Regions from separate parts of the Homo sapiens genome. Here region 1 is linked to region 2. A link is a loop called in an ENCODE intact Hi-C map of the cell type or tissue named here. Cell type or tissue: thyroid gland. All regions are shown on one strand. Each heading gives the region's core, and the rest is flanking DNA. Links, peaks and the distances in the headings are about the cores only. Region 1 overlaps PARD3 (par-3 family cell polarity regulator). Region 2 overlaps PARD3 (par-3 family cell polarity regulator).

Region 1 (8,331 bases), core at 296-8,295, 68 kb after region 2:
TAGAAAAAGTTTTTTTATTTTTGAGATGGTAAATGTAATATCCTTGCTGTTGAATTCCTCTTCATGGTGACTATGTATTAAAACTGGGATTTTGCATGGAAAATATTTCAAGATTTGCATGGATAATGGCTAATGTACTGTCTGGCTTGTTGCATTTTAACTATAAAATTAAGTTGTTGCGCTATTTATTGTTATTTCTAAGGGACACCATGGAGAGCCATTTGGCCAGAGGGAGATGGGCGGTGAGGAGCGTGGTGACTGGTCTAGTTGGCACAGCTGAGATTTTTGCTGCTCTAGTAGTCATCTGGATTGGCTCAGGCCTGGCTGTTTGTTGCTTCTTTCACGGGCTCAGAGTGTCTGGAGATCTTTTTAACTAGCCGAGACATGCTGTTACTCTGAGCAATTCTCCAGGCAGCCATGAGTGCAAAGGGAGTCTGTGCCAGGTGCCCAGCACTGCTATATATGGCAGAGAAGGGTGGCAGGGGAGGACCCACCATGCCCTTATCTGGGGGCTGCAGCCAGGCGTGATTGTGGGGGCAGTCACACAGCTTCCGTGTGCTCTCAGACCAACCCTGTTTTTCCTCTCCCTCCTCCAACCTTGGCATTGATTTTAGACAGCCGATGTGCAGGTTCAATCTTCATGTGAAATGGAACAATGACTTCAAGTTCAGATACCCATCACTGGCAGTGCTGTATGTACAATCTATCAAGGCTAGTTAGGATGTCTTTGTGGCTCGAGAAAGCAGATTTTTAGATACGGGAGAGTTTGGTTACTTGTGTTTGTGATTCTGTGCTCTCTATTAATTGGCATGGGATTTTCGGACCTGAAATTTAGTGTAGATTTCAGTTTATTCTGAAAGATAAGTGTGAGGTTGAGATGTGGTCTTCTGTGTGACAGGTGCTGATTTATGTTGGAGTCCTATTAGGATAGATGCGTCCCACATTCAGTTGTATGTTTCTTAGGTCAATCAAAGAAACTGATCTGAAGGTGTACCACCACCTTCTCTCCCAAGATGACAAAGCTGTGTTGGGTCATTGGTTGGGAGCAGTGCAGATGAGAAGACAAATGCTGTTGACAAGTTGTGTGTCTAGTTCCTTAGGAAACCAGTCACCTGGTGTTGAAGACAGCAGCAGAGGAGTACCGTGGCCTAGCATGGAGCTCTGCCATGCCTTTGGTTCTTTCTGTGGACACATTTTCATGGAACCTAGAGATTTTCTGGTTTGGGGAAGGATACAATGGAAAAATAATTATGAGATGATGATGATAAGATTTAATTGAATATTTGCTAAGTCCAGTGCATACTATTAGGCCTTCAACATATGAATTTATAATCCAATGAATTAGATATTACGTTCCTTTCTTACAAAAGGACATTGAGGCTTGGCGATATTAATAAATGGCTGAGTGGTACTTGGCACCCAAGACCGTGTGACTCCGAAGCTCCTGCTTTCAGTGAAGGAGCCTGTGGTAGGAACATAGGGTCTGCAGTTTCAGATGTTGTGGCCTGCTGTGCCTTGTTGGTGATTGTAGATTCTTCACGATCAATATGGAGAAGGCTGCCTGCATTGTCTCCCTTCTTCTTTTGAAAAATTAGTTTTTACAGATAATTGCAAACAATGCAAAATTAAGGAATGCAATCTCTTTTTGACGTTTTACTCCCTAGTAGTGACTGGTATTAAAAAGCCTCCACGCAGTACAGGATGTGGGTAGATCAACCCTGGATTGGTTGGTTGGGATGTGATTCATTAGATCATCTATGAGATTCTCTGTTTTTTAGGTCAGAGTAATTGCCATTGATCTTATGATGCAGTTCTGCTTCCAGGACACTTAATGAACACGGAAACTGAAAAGTAAAGAACTTGGCCTGTAGGGTCTGTGAGACGGGACCACCCCTGGGAGCCGTGTTGTGTAGAGGCCATCCAGCCAAGGACTGCAAACGTGGAGATCTGTTGTGGCAGTGGATTGGATTAATCTCTATTAATCAGTCTATTAATCTGTTGATCTCTAGCTGAACAATCTCTTTTGTTGAATTGTTGCATTATGATATTTATCGTGACTACTGAGATTTTGGTCCCCCCCTTACATTGGTGTCAGAGGCAAGTGCCTCTGATCTCATCCCAGTTCCTGTCCTTGTAAACTCTGTGATTGTTTGTAGTTTGTCATTAAAAATAGTTATCAAAGGCAAGTAATTTGGAGGTTTAATTGAGTGGAGGAAACTTGGAAGAACCAAGTTTCAGTAGCATGTAGCTATCACGTGAATTTTCATCCTCCCAAGGTTGTGCTGGGGAGATTGAGACAAAAGAAGTACAAACACCTTGAAAACTAAATAGGCAGTTCCTGTGCCAGGCAATGGGATGGGATTGTCTCATTGCTTCTGAGTATTGTCGCTGAACCTGATTATTATGAATTTACCTTATTGTTATATTGTACATTTTAAGAAATTTTTAGGTATTTTATATTCTAATGCTTGCAAAATCTGGAATCATCCTGTGAGTTTACAAAAACCAGTAATGGTCTTTTTGAAGTACTTTATCAACTTTTGTTAATTTTTCTGTGTTGTATGTGCTTCATTAACTTCTGTTAGACTATAAGAGATTTCTCAGTAGTGCCTACTGAATCCATACACAATGAGGGACAATAGGATCCCAGGATCATCTGCTCCACAGAAGCAGGTATCACAGTGGCACCGACCAGCATGGGAAGAGTTTTTGTGCTGACAGCAGGGCATTCTCTTTGTTCTGTGGTCCATTTGTAGATGGCTGCGCTCCTCTGCACAGGGGCTGTCGCTTCTGCATGGATTGGTGTCTAAAAACCCCACCTAAATGAGAATTAGATATTCCCTTTCTTCTTTACCCAGAATTTTCTTTTTATAAATAAAAATAGGCTGGGCACAGTGGCTCATGCCTGTAATCCCAGCACTTTTGGAGGCTGAGGCAGGAGGATCGCTTAAGCTCAGGAGTTCAAGACCAGCCTGGGCAACATAGTGAGACTGTACCACTACAAAAAATAAAAAAACTTAGCCAGATGTGGTGGTGCATGCCCGTAGTCCAGCTACTAGGGAGGCTGAGGTGGGAGGATCACTTGAGCCCAGGAAGTTGAAGCTGCAGAAGGTTGTGATCGCACCACCACACTCCAGCCTGGGCAACAGAGTGAGACTCACTCTCTCTCAAACAAAAAAAAAAAAAAAAAAAATTTGGTTTACGAAAACACAGCAGTTGACTTTTCCATAGGCAATTTGTAGGTTTGGCATTTTACTGCCTTTAGAGATGTAGTATTGAGTATAGTCTGTTAGCCTGTTGGTCTGTTCACCCACAAATAGGCCAGTTCCAATTAGCTATAATATTTGTTTTAGGGGGAAAAAGTCTTATGTAAACAAATTATTTGCATTTATACTTTTGTTAAAAGTTGAACTCGAGTTAGTTATTTGAGACACCAACATTACCTGTCTACCATATTGTTCATATAGTGATAGTTCTGTGTAAGTAGACTTTAGTCAAGCTTCACATTAAAAAAAATTTAACCACTGTTTACCCTACTTGGTATAATTAGTAGGCTTTATCAATTTTTTTATGCTGTGAAGTCTAGATCTCAAAAGATATACGTCAATTTTTTGTTGTTCAGAATGAAGATTCTGTCTGAATCAGTAGGAAAAGAGGGGAGGGAACGTGATTTGTTGTTCACATGATATAGAAGAGGCTGGTGAGAGAGGCCTTTGGAAGCCTTAAAACAGCTTGGTGTGAAAGTTAGGGTGCCCTGGGAGCTGACAGGTAGGAGGAGTGGGAGGGGGAGATGGGGGCGGGAGTCAGAAGAACAGCTCAGCTCTGAACACACCTGTTACAGTCCTATCACTCACTGATGATAGAAAACCGCATTTTGTTGGAACGGGCACAGTGATTGTCAAGGAAGTTGTCTTGTGCTACTGCCATGGATTCAAAAGATTCTTGGGTCGTGAAAGAGGTGGCATCAGAAGGATATGTTTGTTGACAGGGAGACCAGATGCACTGATCCATTTTTTATCCTTTTGCCTTCAGAGCATCCTTGTCTCCTTGAATTCACTGCTGTCTCAGAACCCAGGAGGGCTGTCGGAGCCCTCTCCTGCAGCTCAGCTCCCAGGGGGCTCTCCCAGCAGGCTGGGGCTGTCTCCCAGCCGGCCAGCTCTGCTGGAACTGGAGGAGGCAGCCAGCTGCAATGGGACTGCCTCTTTTTCGTCTTGAAGTGGTTTCAGGTTTCCTCCCTTTCTCCTCTTGGGGTGGGGACGGGAGGCTCTCACCAGCTGTCGCCTTTGTGTTTTTCTCTCTCTCCAGCTCAAGTCAGCTGACACCTTTCCTTTCTTCCCTTCCCTTCTCCATGAACTTGCACGGAGTCGCTGGCGGGTCAGTGTGTAGGAGGGTGAACCGTAGCAGCTGTCCTTGCCTTCCAACTCTGGTTCTGCCCTCCTCCTGACTTATCCTTTCTCCCTTTCTTTGACAGAGATAGGGAATATTTTCCAGCAAGCTTCAGAAAACATTCTATGTGGTATGTGCAGAGAGATCCTCTATGCATAGAATCTTGCACAGGATTTAAGAGGTCAGTGCATGGGGCATTTTCTATCCCCTGCTCCCACTTTATTGAATATCATACTGAACTCAGTAGTTTAGGATGCATTCCTAAGTTTAGGGAAAGCTGTGAGGATCTTTTGATTCATTCTAGAACATTCCAAAGCACCACTGAGGTTGCACAAGGTGGTTCATAGCAATAGGACCGTGATGCTTATAGGGCAAGAGGAGGGGATATCACAGGACCTCTGGGACAGAGGGAAGCACTGAGGCCTTCTGCAACTCTGCAACAAAGTTCCTGTGATCCCCTGCCCTCGCCTCTCTCCCAGCACTCCTGGGATTTCAGCATTTTAATTAATATAAGTCAGGTGGACGCTTATCTTGCTGGATTCCTCAGTAGTACTTGATATGGTTGATCCCTTCCTCATTTCTTGAACAGCCCTCTGGTGCGGTCATTCTTTAACATAAACTTTTTATTTTAAAATAACTTTAGATTTATTAAAAACTGCAAAGATAGTAGAGAGAGTGTACCCCTCACCTCATCCTCTTTGCTAATGTCTTACATCACTGTGATGCATTTGTCAAAATGAACCAACGTTGACTTTAACTAAACTTCAGAATTTATTTGCTGTTCACCAGTTTTTCAGTTAGTGTCCTCTTTCTATGCCAGGATCCAGTCCAGAGGGCTACATTGCATTTAGTTGTCAACTTCATTTTATGTAATAAAAACTTTACCTACATTTCAGTGGTTGGTAATTTTGTTTAAGGAGGTGATCCCTTAAACAAAACGGAGAAAGTGAGTTACTTTCTGCTAGCTGAAGTGTTACTTTACATCCATTTGTAAATTTTTGTTCAGATATATCAATCATTACCATTTACTGAACACCCCCATTTGTGCTTGTTCTGGTTTTATGTTTTATGCTACAATGTGCTCTAAACATTTTAGAAATAAAATTAGCAGTACTTTGTGTGAAGTGGCAATAGGCTTCCTCCCCTTGACCCCTTCTGTCCCCTTATTTTGAGACAGGGTCTTACTCTGTCACCCATCCTCCCCCTGACCTCTTCTGCCCTGTTTTTTTAAGACAGGGTCTCACTCTGTCACCTAGGCTGGAGTGCAGTGCGGTGGCGTGAACACAGCTCACTCACTGCAGCCTGGACCTCCTGGGCTTAGGTGATCCTCTCAGTTCAGCCTCTCTGGTAGCTGGAACCGCCGATGAGTGCCACCATGCCTGGTTAATTTTTAAATTATGTGTAGAGATGGGGTCTCCGTATGTTGGCTTTTCTTCCATTTTAATGAGGTATTTTAATGAGGTAGTGATGTGCTGTGGAGCTTATTAAAAATGGGATTCTGAGGCCATGTGAGGTGGCTCACACCTATAACCCCAGCACTTTGGGGGGACCCCAAGACGAGAAGATCCCTTGAGGCCAGGAGTTCCAGACCAGCCTGGGCAATATAGTGAGACTCCATCTCTAAAATAAAATACAAACGAAAATGGGATTCTTCCTGTCTGAGTAGATGGATCTAGTACCAGCTTTCCCAGGACTAGTGGTGCTTATAAAATCCTGATCATTCCCTCCAGCTATCTTATTAGAAGTGTTTTCCTTAAAGTCATACATGCATGTATCATGTAGGATGGTTAGTCTAGCATATGTGTGTTTGTCTTTGGTGGTGGGGCAAGAGTGGGAGAAGAGGAGGTTGTATTTCTTCGTAGGTTAAAATTGGCTTTAAAGACAGAGAAAGAATAGAGTAGAAAATATTCGAGGGTATTGCCTGTAGTAAGACCCATATCCTGTATGAGGCAGTCCAGAGTCTCAGCTTTTTCAGCAAGACGCCCCCATCTGCTGTTGCCTTCTTCCTCCTGGGCCTTTGCCTAATGGGCCCTTTGCTGTGGGCATTCTCAATGGCAGTTCTGAGAACCACCTGCGGGCCCAGGCGTCCCTAGCGTGGTGTGCTGTGTTCTTGTGTTCCTACTTTCCTAGATGTTTCATGCTGGTTTGCTGTGTGTCTTAGTTCATTCGTGTTGCTATAAGAAAATACCTGAAGTTGGGTGATTTATAAAACAACAGATTTATTTCTCACGGCTCTGAAGGCTGGGAAGTCCAAACTAGGTGCCAGTGTCTGGTGTGGGCCTGGATTCTGCTGCTAGGTTGGTGCCTAGCAGCTGAGCACTCACGTGGTGGGGGAGCCGAGGGCCCTTTTCTAAGGCTAATCTCCTTCTAAAGGCACCTCCTCTCTACTGTTGCGTTGGGGATTAAGTTTCAGCATGAATTGTGGAGGGGACACAAATGTTCAAACCAGAGCACTGTGGTTTTGCCTCCCCCAAATAGAATGCTCATTGTGGGAGGGGATAGGATTTTCACCTCTGTGGTAAAATCGGCTCCATAGTGTTGGGCAGACGTCTTTCTTAGTCCTTGTTGGGGTGGAGGTAACCGCACCACTTCAGCTGTCCTTTAAGGCAAAATGTAGCCAAGCACCTGAGTGGAGCTTTTGGCTTCTGACTGTTGTTAGTGGAGAAGTGGGAAATCTTCCTTGCCTGAGCACATAGTTACAGAATAACCCTTGGCTCCTGTTGAAAAGTGAAAGGCACATTGTATGCATGAGATACCTTTGACCTCACCGACTATTTGCTCAACCACCTAAATAAACACCCCGTATTCTTGGGACCAGGTCAATACTGCAGACCCCTGCTTCTCTCCGTCCCCCTTTCTCCCCTTCACCCGCTTTCTCATTTCTGTTTCTGTAACTGTGTCTTGCTGTTCTCAGTTGGGATTGTGGAGCATCTCAACCGTAAAAGGGGAGGGAGACATGAGTTTGTTGCTTCTGACCTTTTGGGATGTCTAAAGTCACCTATTTTGGCCAGGCATGGTGGCTCATGCCTGTAATCCCAGCACTTTGGGAGGCAGAGGTGGGCAGATCACTTGAGGTCAGGAGTTCAAGACCAACCTGGCCAACATGGCGAAACCCTGTTTCTACTAAAAATACAAAAATTAGCTGGGCATGGTGGCGCATGCCTGTAATCCCAGCTACTTGGGAGGCTGAGGCTGAGGAGAATTGCTTGAACCTGGGAGGTGGAGGTTGCAGTGAGCCTAGATTGCACCACTTCACTCCAGCCAGGGCAATAGAGCAAGACTCTGTCTCAGTAAATAAATAAATAAATAAATAAATAAATAAATAAATTAATTAATTAATAAAGTAACCTATTTCCAACATTTTGAAATAACTCTTTCTTCAGTGTAGTTGTCACTTTCTTTATGAACACAGACAGTGGTGCGGATTCAAGTGATCTATTTTTGTTTCATTTCTTTTATAGCTTTGTCTGCTGATGAAAAAAAAATTTAGCTAGGTGTGGTGGCATGTGTCTGTGTTCCCAGCTATTCAGGAGGCTGTTGTGGGAGGATCACTGGAGCACAGGAGTTTGAGGCTGCAGTGAGCTGTGATCATGCCACTGCACTCCAGCCTGGGTGACAGAGCAAGACCCTATCACCAAAAAAAAAAAAAAAGGGCCAGGCGCAGTGGCTCACGCCTATAATCCCAGCACTTTGGGAGGCCGAGGCAGGCGGATCATGAGGTCAGGAGATTGAGACCATCCTGGCTAACACGGTGAAACCCTGTCTCTACTAAAAATACAAAAAATTAGCGGGTGTGGTGGTGGGCACCTGTAGTCCCAGCTACTCGGGAGGCTGAGGCATGAGAATGGCGTGAACCCGGGAGGTGGAGCTTGCAGCTAGCCGAGATCGCGCCACTGCACTCCAGCCTGGGCGGCAGAGCGAGACTCTTGTCTCAAAAGAAAGAAA
Region 2 (8,331 bases), core at 36-8,035:
ATTCTCTATCTGTTCCTTATCCGTATTGCCTAATAGAACAAGAGAAATTCTGTGTGAAGAATTGGGTGGCTGGATAGTTGTGGAGTGGTGTTTAGGTTGCTAGGTGACATGTGGCTTGATGAGCTCCCATCTGGTGGGGAAAAGTGTGGGCAGATCATGTTTATGGCTTTGGATAATAACCAACCAAGCCAAAAATAAAAAATAAAAAGGAAAAGAGAAAGGTCCCAACTCTCAAATCACCAAGGCTTTCTCTGCAGTAAACATTTTCTGGTGTGGTGGGGCTAATTTTCTGGCATTGCATGTGAGCTGTTTTCTCTTCAGATTACACAAATCAATTTTTCTGGATAGTGAAGTGTCATGATTTAATACTAGACATGTCCTCAGTGAGTAGATATTTGAAGGCTTATGCTTAGTCATGTGTGACATTTCTTTTTTCCTCTCCTGAAAGATGGTTTTGTGGTTGTGATCACTGATGGTTGGGAATAGCTGTTCATCCTCATCCACCCATCTGCATTAGGAGCCTCGCTGAGGACAGTGCGGTGCTAGACATTGGGAACCGCGTTACATGGACCGTTCTCATGAGGGCGCAGGATGGGAGGATGGACCGTGTCTGCATCTGTTCTTCTGCGCTTGCGACCTGACACGCGTGATTCCAGGTGGACATGGTGCTGAGCTGCAGCGCTGTGTGGGGTTGGTTGAAGGGCTGCTGTGTATAAAAAGTCATGCTCTATGAAAAAAATATAAGACTGAATTCGTGCAATTTTCAAAAAAAAGTATAATCTAGGAGACAGGAAGAATATATAACAGTATAAATAACAGGAGGTGGTAGCATTAATTGGCACCACTGTGATACAGTCAGTAATCGCTTCTGGATTTTGGAGGTGGGTGCTATCATTATGGGGTGTGTGTGGGAGTCTCATTTAGTCACTAGGATTTGAACTGGGCTTGGTTGGTGGGAAGGCTGACCTTGATATAGGGCAGTGCTTGCTAACTGGGTGAGGCACCTGCCTGCAGGGGCAGATGGGCTCTGGGTCTGAGGTCTGCAGTTGGGGTCTAGGTGTGTGAATCTGCAGAATGTCTGCTACGATTCTGATAAGTGAAAGGGAGGGCATTCCAGGAAGGCAGTATGGACAAAGGCGATTCAGGCATTCAGCCCAGGGGGTCAGGATCAAACTGAGGAGGACAGAATGCCAGGGCAAGACCCTGAGACTTCGTGCAGTAGGAAGGACTGTGGTGTTTAGCTAAGAGTCAGGGTAACAAGTAGTTCTAGGAGGATGACCTGAGCAACCTTAGATGAGGTTTGGATGGATAATTCCTTAGCATTTCATTCTAAATAAAGGTTGCTGAGTGACCAAAAGGGGAAGGAGAGAGTGAAGGGCAAAAGTGAGGGCAAGGAGGTGCTGGAGCCCCTTTGCTCACTGTTCCCACCTCCCTCATAGCTCTCCTCTCAGCCTGTAGGGGAGCTTTGGATTGGGTTTGGTGACTTAGGTTTACAAGCCATTTAACCTTGGGTATAGGGGAGCTTTGTATTGGGTTTGGTGACTTAGGTTTACAGGCCATTTAACCTTGGGTACACCAACCCTACGGAGCCCCATTATCTCAAGTGGAATATTCCCTGGCAGGGTTAATGTAAGTATTAAACAGGATGATGAGAGGGAAACTCTAAAGTCCTGGGCCCGGCCCATACTAGCTGCTCCGTAAAGATGAATGGAATCACCAATATGTTTTATCCACCAAGCAGTTTTACACCCAGGGAACTTTCCCAGGTGTCCCACTATTGCTGCTTGGATTTTTCCTGTTTACTTAAAAACGCAGCATGTAATTTCATTGAAGGATAGGTAAGAATGTGAGATTGAATGACGTGCAGCACCACAATCAGGAGAACAAAATTGTGTGTTGCATGTGTGTATGGGCTGGGGAAGTAAAAGCTGCGGGTATTGGCTTGATTACAGGTTGATTATTGGGGCCTCTGGCTTCTGTCCCCAAGCACATCACTTTAGAGTGATTTAATAGCAACCTGTTGTTATTACAGGTTGAGCATCCTTTATCCAAAATACTTGGGACCACACAAGTATTTTGGATTTTTCTGGACTTTGGGATATTTTTGTATATATAATGAGATAGGTTGAAGATGGAACCCAAGTCTAATGTATTGTTAGAATTTATGTTTCCTACGTACCTTATACACATAGCCTGAAGGTAATTTTATGCAGTATTTTTGTGCTTGAAAATAAGTCTGTGGTAAGTACTTACATGTGGAATTTTCCAGGTGTGGCGTCATGTGGGTGCTCAGTAAGTTTCAGATTTTGGAGTATTTTGGATTTTGGATTTTTCAATTAGGGATGCTTGACCTGTATTTTTTAAAAAGTTGAGCTCATGGACAGAAACTTTTGAAAATGTGCTTTTTTGGTGGCGGGAGACTGTTGATTAGTAACAATGACAGTCATGGTTTTTATGAAAAATCTTGTGGTTGGTATGGAATTTTTCTGTGAATAAATGTATGACTGCATGTTATTCATTTACAAGCGTATTGAAACTTTTAAGAAAATAGTTGTACTGTTGCAGAGATTGAAAGAAAATAGAGGCAAGCATAAAAATAGTGAAATGAAAGCAGCTTTATTTATTTATTTATTTTTTTAACATTTTCTGCCTTCCCTCTAAAAAGGAAAAAGAAACTAAACATTTTTGAAAGGCTGATCTTTCCAGAATTCAAGTCACATTGTCCTCTGGTGCTGAAGCGCCTTTGTCCCGCGTTCTCCAAGTCCTGCCTTCTGAGCACAGCCTGTCCCTGTAGGGACCCCTCTTGCCTTCCAGCCACTCCCTCTGCAGCTGCTCCACCCCCTGGGACTCACATACACTTTGCTGCCTCTGTTCTGGCATTTTCTGTTTCTTCTGCCTGGGACATTTGCTCCTTCCTTGCACTCATTCGTGAGTCTTAGCCCAGACAGCCATCTCCAGGAGGCTGGCTCTCCATCCCAAGCTGCTAGAGGATCTTTCTCCCTGCCTGCTGCCTCTCCTGGGGACGTCCTGGGTGTAGCTCCTGTACCGACTCAGATGCTTGGGCTGTGCTGTGTGGTTTTCAAGTGTATCCGTGCGCCCTTCCTCCCTCCGGGTGAAATGCTTGAAGCGGTGGCTGAGCTTCAGTCTTGGTGAATAGCCCGTGTCTGTCACATTGCAGTCAGAATGTTGAGTAAATAGAAAGCTGAGAATCAACATGTTACACTGCTCTCACACAAAAAATACACTTCTGCTGAGAGGACTATCATCAGCACTCGTGAATTTAAAGGACTTTAAGGTTTGGTGTGTTTGACCTACTGGCACAAACAGCTTGTAATGGAAACTAAGATTTAATGAGGTTTGGAGTACTTGGAAGTTACTCTTTCGTATCAGCTGTCTTGAGGGAGTTCAGTTTGTTTTTCAGCTCAAGCAGAGGACCCTCCTGGGATTCGCCTTGGGCGAGGTTCAAGGCAGGTGGCCAGGGCTGTGTGAGAATCTGGCCCTGGAACACACCTATGCTTGGTCTGGCGCCTCTGATTCCGTCAGTTGAGATGCTTGGCTGAGTGCCAGGACTAAGTAGGAATGTTTAGGATCTGAGATTCTCAGAGAGAATCTGGCGGATGTGAAGCGCTTCTTGGCTTGTGGTAGACATGGATAAATTGGTTGTGGAGGGAATATTTAAAGTCCCACTTGGATGCAAACCCACAGACGGATCCTCCGTCTGTCCTGGGAGGTTCTACCTCCCCACAGAGTTGGGTGCAAGTTGGTGATGTTGAGCTCCCCATAGATGATTAGAGCCCTCGGTATTTTTTATCAAGGATGGAAATAAACATGTAAGATTGGGCCAGAAGGTGCTTTCTATAGGTAATTTTCCATCGGGGGAGATGGCATGCTAAGCCCACACAGCATGCTTTCATCCTGCTTGGCCACTCGCTCAACATTCCTGGCTGGGACCAAGGTCAATGGCAGTAGAGCTGGACATCAGTAAATGTATACAGTTTTACCTGTTTTGGGTACCTTTTCTGTACAAAAGCAAATCTTTATCAAAATAAATGCCGAGTTCAGTGAATAAAGTAGAAAGATGACTGATTTTTTTTTGTCTTTTAGTCATTATTTACAAGTTTTTTCTTTCTTTCTTTTGTTTTTTTTGAGACAGGGTCTTTGTCACCCAGGCTGGAGTGAAGTGGCGTGATCTCTGCTCACTGCAGCCTCAACCTCCCAGGCTCAAGCGATCCTCCTGCCTCAGTCCCCCAAGTAGCTGGGACTACAGTTGTGTGCCGCCACACCTGGCTAATTTTTGTAGTTTTTGTAGAGACGGCATCTCGCCATGTTGGCTAGGCTGATCTCAAACACCTGAGCTCAAGCAATCCACCTGCCTTGGTCCTCCAGAGTGCTGGGATTACAGGCACGAGCCACCATGCCTGGCCTAAATTTTAGCAAATAAGTAAAAATAACTTTGTTTTAACTTATTTAGTAAATAAGTAAACATTTTAGTAAATAAAGTTAAAATAACTTTCGTGTATAGGTCTGTGCCTTCTTGCATCTGGCCTGCTATCTTTACGTGGTTTTTGCCATTTAAATATTACTTTTGTGTATTCCTTTTTTCTCCATCAACTCATATTGGTCCTTGCAAGTAAAATTTCAAGCTCCACATCCAAGTGACTTTAAATATCAATTATTTATTTTTTTCACCTAAACAGAGTATATTTTGTATATAGTCTCTGTACTCTATTCTGTATATATTTTATATATACTCTTTATATATATACACACACACACAAGCACACAAGAGAAATGAAAATGTGTACACAAAACCTGTACATCAGTGTTCATAGCAGCAAGCCCACATATTGTATAATTCTGTTCCTATAACATGACCAGAGTGGGTAGCTCTATAGAGACAGTAGAGTGGTGTTCCGCTAGGACTGGGAGTTTGGAGTCATGGAGACTGTGAATGGGTATGAGGTTTCCTTTTGGGATGATGAAAATATTCTAAGATCATGGTGATGGTTGCACAGTTCTATTCAAGTGTATACTTTCAATGGATGGAGTTTATGGTTATGTGATTATATGTCAATAAAGATGTTAGAAAAATAGACTGCATAAGCCACTATGAACAACGCTCCATTTTTAGGTATTTTGTAGTTCTGAGCATTTCATAAAATGACATATATATGTGTATCAGAGATGCTCAAAACACTTCAAATGAAAACTGGCTGTCTTTAGGAGTTTTCCATATAGTGTGGAATCCCTGCTTTCTCAGGCCTGTCCAATGTGTCCTGTTTAGTGTCTGGTAAGCTCCTGGCTGCTGAGCCTCCAGGTCCCCTGGTCTCTGTGTGCTACCCCCTACCCCCTCTAAGGGCTTCACCAATTGTTCTTTAGCCAGAGACTCCTTCTACCCAGCTCGCCAGCTACCTTTGTGCAGTGGAGGTTGAGAATGCCCCAAGGATGCACGTAATGGACCAGCCTTTCCAGCATTTGGCTTTGGCTCCCAGAAATTTTGAGCTTTGGCAAATCTTACAAGCTCTGTGAGCCTCTGTTTCCCCATGTTCTCATATTCAGAGGTGCTGGGCTGGACTCCCACTGCCAGTTCCCTGAGCTGTGCAGGGACTCCTGCTCTGCATGGTTTGTTTTGGTGCTCATGGGACCATAAGTGATGTGCAGTGGCTTTTCAGATGGTTATACAGGGTCCAGGACCTCTTACTGCTTCCCTCCATGCTGTGAGAATATTTTGCCTCACCCCGACCCCCCCAACTTTGAAATGACGGGGCTTGCTCTCCAGGTCAAATGGATGCTATTCAGAGTTAGGGTAAATTTTGCTTAGGGTTGGCTGGGTGAGAAGGCTCACGCCTGTAATCCCAGAGCTTTGGGAAGCTGAGGTGGGAGGATTGCTTGAGGCCAGGAGTTCAAGACCCAGCCTGGGCAACATAGTGAGACCCCGTCTCTTTTTAAAAAAATTAGCCAGGCATAGGCCGGGTGTGGTGGCTCACGCCTGTAATCCCAGTACTTTGGGAGGCCGAGGTGGGTGGATCACGAGGTCAGGAGTTCGAGCCTGGCCAAAGTAGTGAAACCCCATCTCTACTTAAAGTACAAAAAATAGCTGGGCATGGTGGTGCACACCTATAATCACAGCTACTTGGGAGGCTGAGGCAAGAGAATCACTTGAATCCTGGGAGGCAGAGGTTGCAGTGAGCCAAGATAGCGACACTGCACTCCAGCCTGGGCGATGGGGAGATTCATCTCAAAAAAAAAAAAAAAAAATTAGCCAGACATGGTTGTGTGCATCTTTAGTCCCAGCTGCTCAGGAGGCTGACGTGGGAGGATTGCTTGAGCTCAGGAGTTTGAGATTGCAGTGAACTATGATGGTGTCACTGCACTCCAGCTTGGGTGACACAGCGAGACTCTGTCTCTAACAGAAAAAAAAAATTTGTCTAGGGTGTCCTTCAGAATTTCCTTCCTTCTTCCTTTTTTTTTGTCTTTTTGAGACGGAGTCTCGCTCTGTCGCCCAGGCTGGAGTGCAGTGACGTGATTTCGGCTCACTGCAAGCTCCACCTCCTAGGTTCACGCCATTCTCCTGCCTCAGCCTCCCGAGTAGCTGGGACTACAGGTGCCCACCACCACGCCTGGCTAATTTTTTTGTATTTTTAGTAGAGGTGGGGTTTCACCGTGTTAGCCAGGATGGTCTCGATCTCCTGACCTCGTGATCCGCCTGTCTCAGCCTCCCAAAGTGCTGGGATTACAGGCGTGAGCCACCGCGCCCGGCCCCAGAATTTCTTATTGTCTCAAGGTAAGTATCTTTTAATGTAAATCACATCATGCTCAGAAGTGACTAAGACAATTCCCTTTGTGAATTACAGATGTATGATATTGCATGATACGAACTGTACGGTGTATATATATATATATATATATATATGCACATACGTGTGTATTTCTGGGGTGATCTTTTATGGTGGTATAAATTTAAGTCATTTTAGAGATGATAGTCAAGTCAACATTCTCCCAATCTTGGTGTTTTTAACTATTCAGACACTGTAAGATTTAAGGTTTTGGAACTCAGATGTATATTTTTCTAGTGTCTGGTTTTTCCCTTCTTGTATTTGAGACGGAGTCTCACTTTGTTGCCCAGGCTGCAGTGCAGTGGCAGAGTCTCGGCTCACTGCAACCTCTGCCTCCTGGGTTCAAGCGATTCTCCTGTCTCAGCCTTCCGAGTAGCTGAGATTACAGGCGCCTGCCACCACACCTGGCTAATTTTTTGTATTTTTAGTACAGACAGGGTTTCACAATGTTGGCCAGGCTGGTCTTGAACTCCTGACCTCATGATCCGCCCGCCTCAGCCTTGCAAAGTGCTGGGATTACAGGCGTGAGCCACCGCGCCCAGCCTTTCCCTTTTTGTTGATTGTACCGCATCCCTTTAGATTAGAAAACTAATCTATGTTATAGGGTTTATATATTTCAAAAAGCCTCTTTGAGATAGACTACACTAAAAATCAGTGTTTCCTTCTTCAACACTTAAGAAATCAACTTGATATTATGTCTCAAAAACCTAAAATTGCTAACCAATCAAAAGATGTGTATTAATATTAAAAACACAAAGAAAGGAGTGTTGTTTTTGTGTTGGTGGTATATATGAGACTAGATTTTTTTGTTCAATTTCTTTTACATAGACAATACAAATTGGAAAAAAGTTTTTATGTCTGTGTTTTAATTTTCTTCTCTAAGTCCAATGTTAAGTCCAAAATTAAAAAATAAACTCTTTAGAAGTCTGAGGGACAAAGGAAAAAAGAAAACTCTTCCAGGAAACGTATTTTCTTATACCACAAAGGCATTTAACATGTGTCATTTATAATGCTGAAACCCAGTGTGCAAAACCATATGTGAATAATGGTTAGCCAGATTCCTGCCCAGCAGGGTTATACTCTAAACTTGGATTTCTTTTATTACAGACAGCAGCACCTGCAGAAGAAGGAGGTAAAATGTGCAGGATATTGGTTCCTGATGTACTACAACACAGGATGTGACTAATCACTAAATTCATTAATGTTGAACATAGGATTTGGTACCTTTACCACTTTGTTAGAGATCTGGAAAAAAAATCTTCTAGACAAATCAAGTTGATCTTGGCCAAGTGCAGTGGCTCATGCCTGTAATCCCAGCACTTTGGGAGGCCAAGGTGGGCGGATCACTTGAGGCCAGGAGTTCAAGACCAGCATGGCCAACATGACAAAACCCCATCTCTATTAAAAATACAAAAAAATTTAGCTGAGTGTGATGGCAGGTGCCTGTAATACCAGCAACTTGGGAGTCTGAGTAGTGAGAATGGCTTGAACCCGG

The links. Peaks named below come from ENCODE experiments on the same cell type or tissue, not always from the same donor. Only the 100,000 strongest peaks of a DNase experiment are listed, where the experiment ranks them.
Region 1: a loop joins it to region 2, with 2.3 times the contacts of the local background. A loop is called at or near these places in 60 of 110 quality-filtered maps.

What each region holds. Positions count from the first base shown.
Region 1 is chr10:34,736,037-34,744,367 of GRCh38, reverse strand. All of the region lies in intron 1 of PARD3 (par-3 family cell polarity regulator), which reads left to right. Among named protein-coding and RNA genes, the nearest start is that of PARD3, 75 kb to the left of the region's middle. RefSeq lists an enhancer at 6,580-7,080. In thyroid gland, for the core only: no CTCF peak of the experiment used is centred there; DNase peaks (open chromatin) are centred at 307 and 4,267; H3K27ac peaks cover 1,124 bases.
Region 2 is chr10:34,804,125-34,812,455 of GRCh38, reverse strand. The region is part of intron 1 of PARD3 (par-3 family cell polarity regulator); the gene reads left to right. Among named protein-coding and RNA genes, the nearest start is that of PARD3, 7.0 kb to the left of the region's middle. RefSeq lists a silencer at 2,661-2,955. In thyroid gland, for the core only: no CTCF peak of the experiment used is centred there; DNase peaks (open chromatin) are centred at 3,105, 3,515 and 4,350; H3K27ac peaks cover 1,542 bases.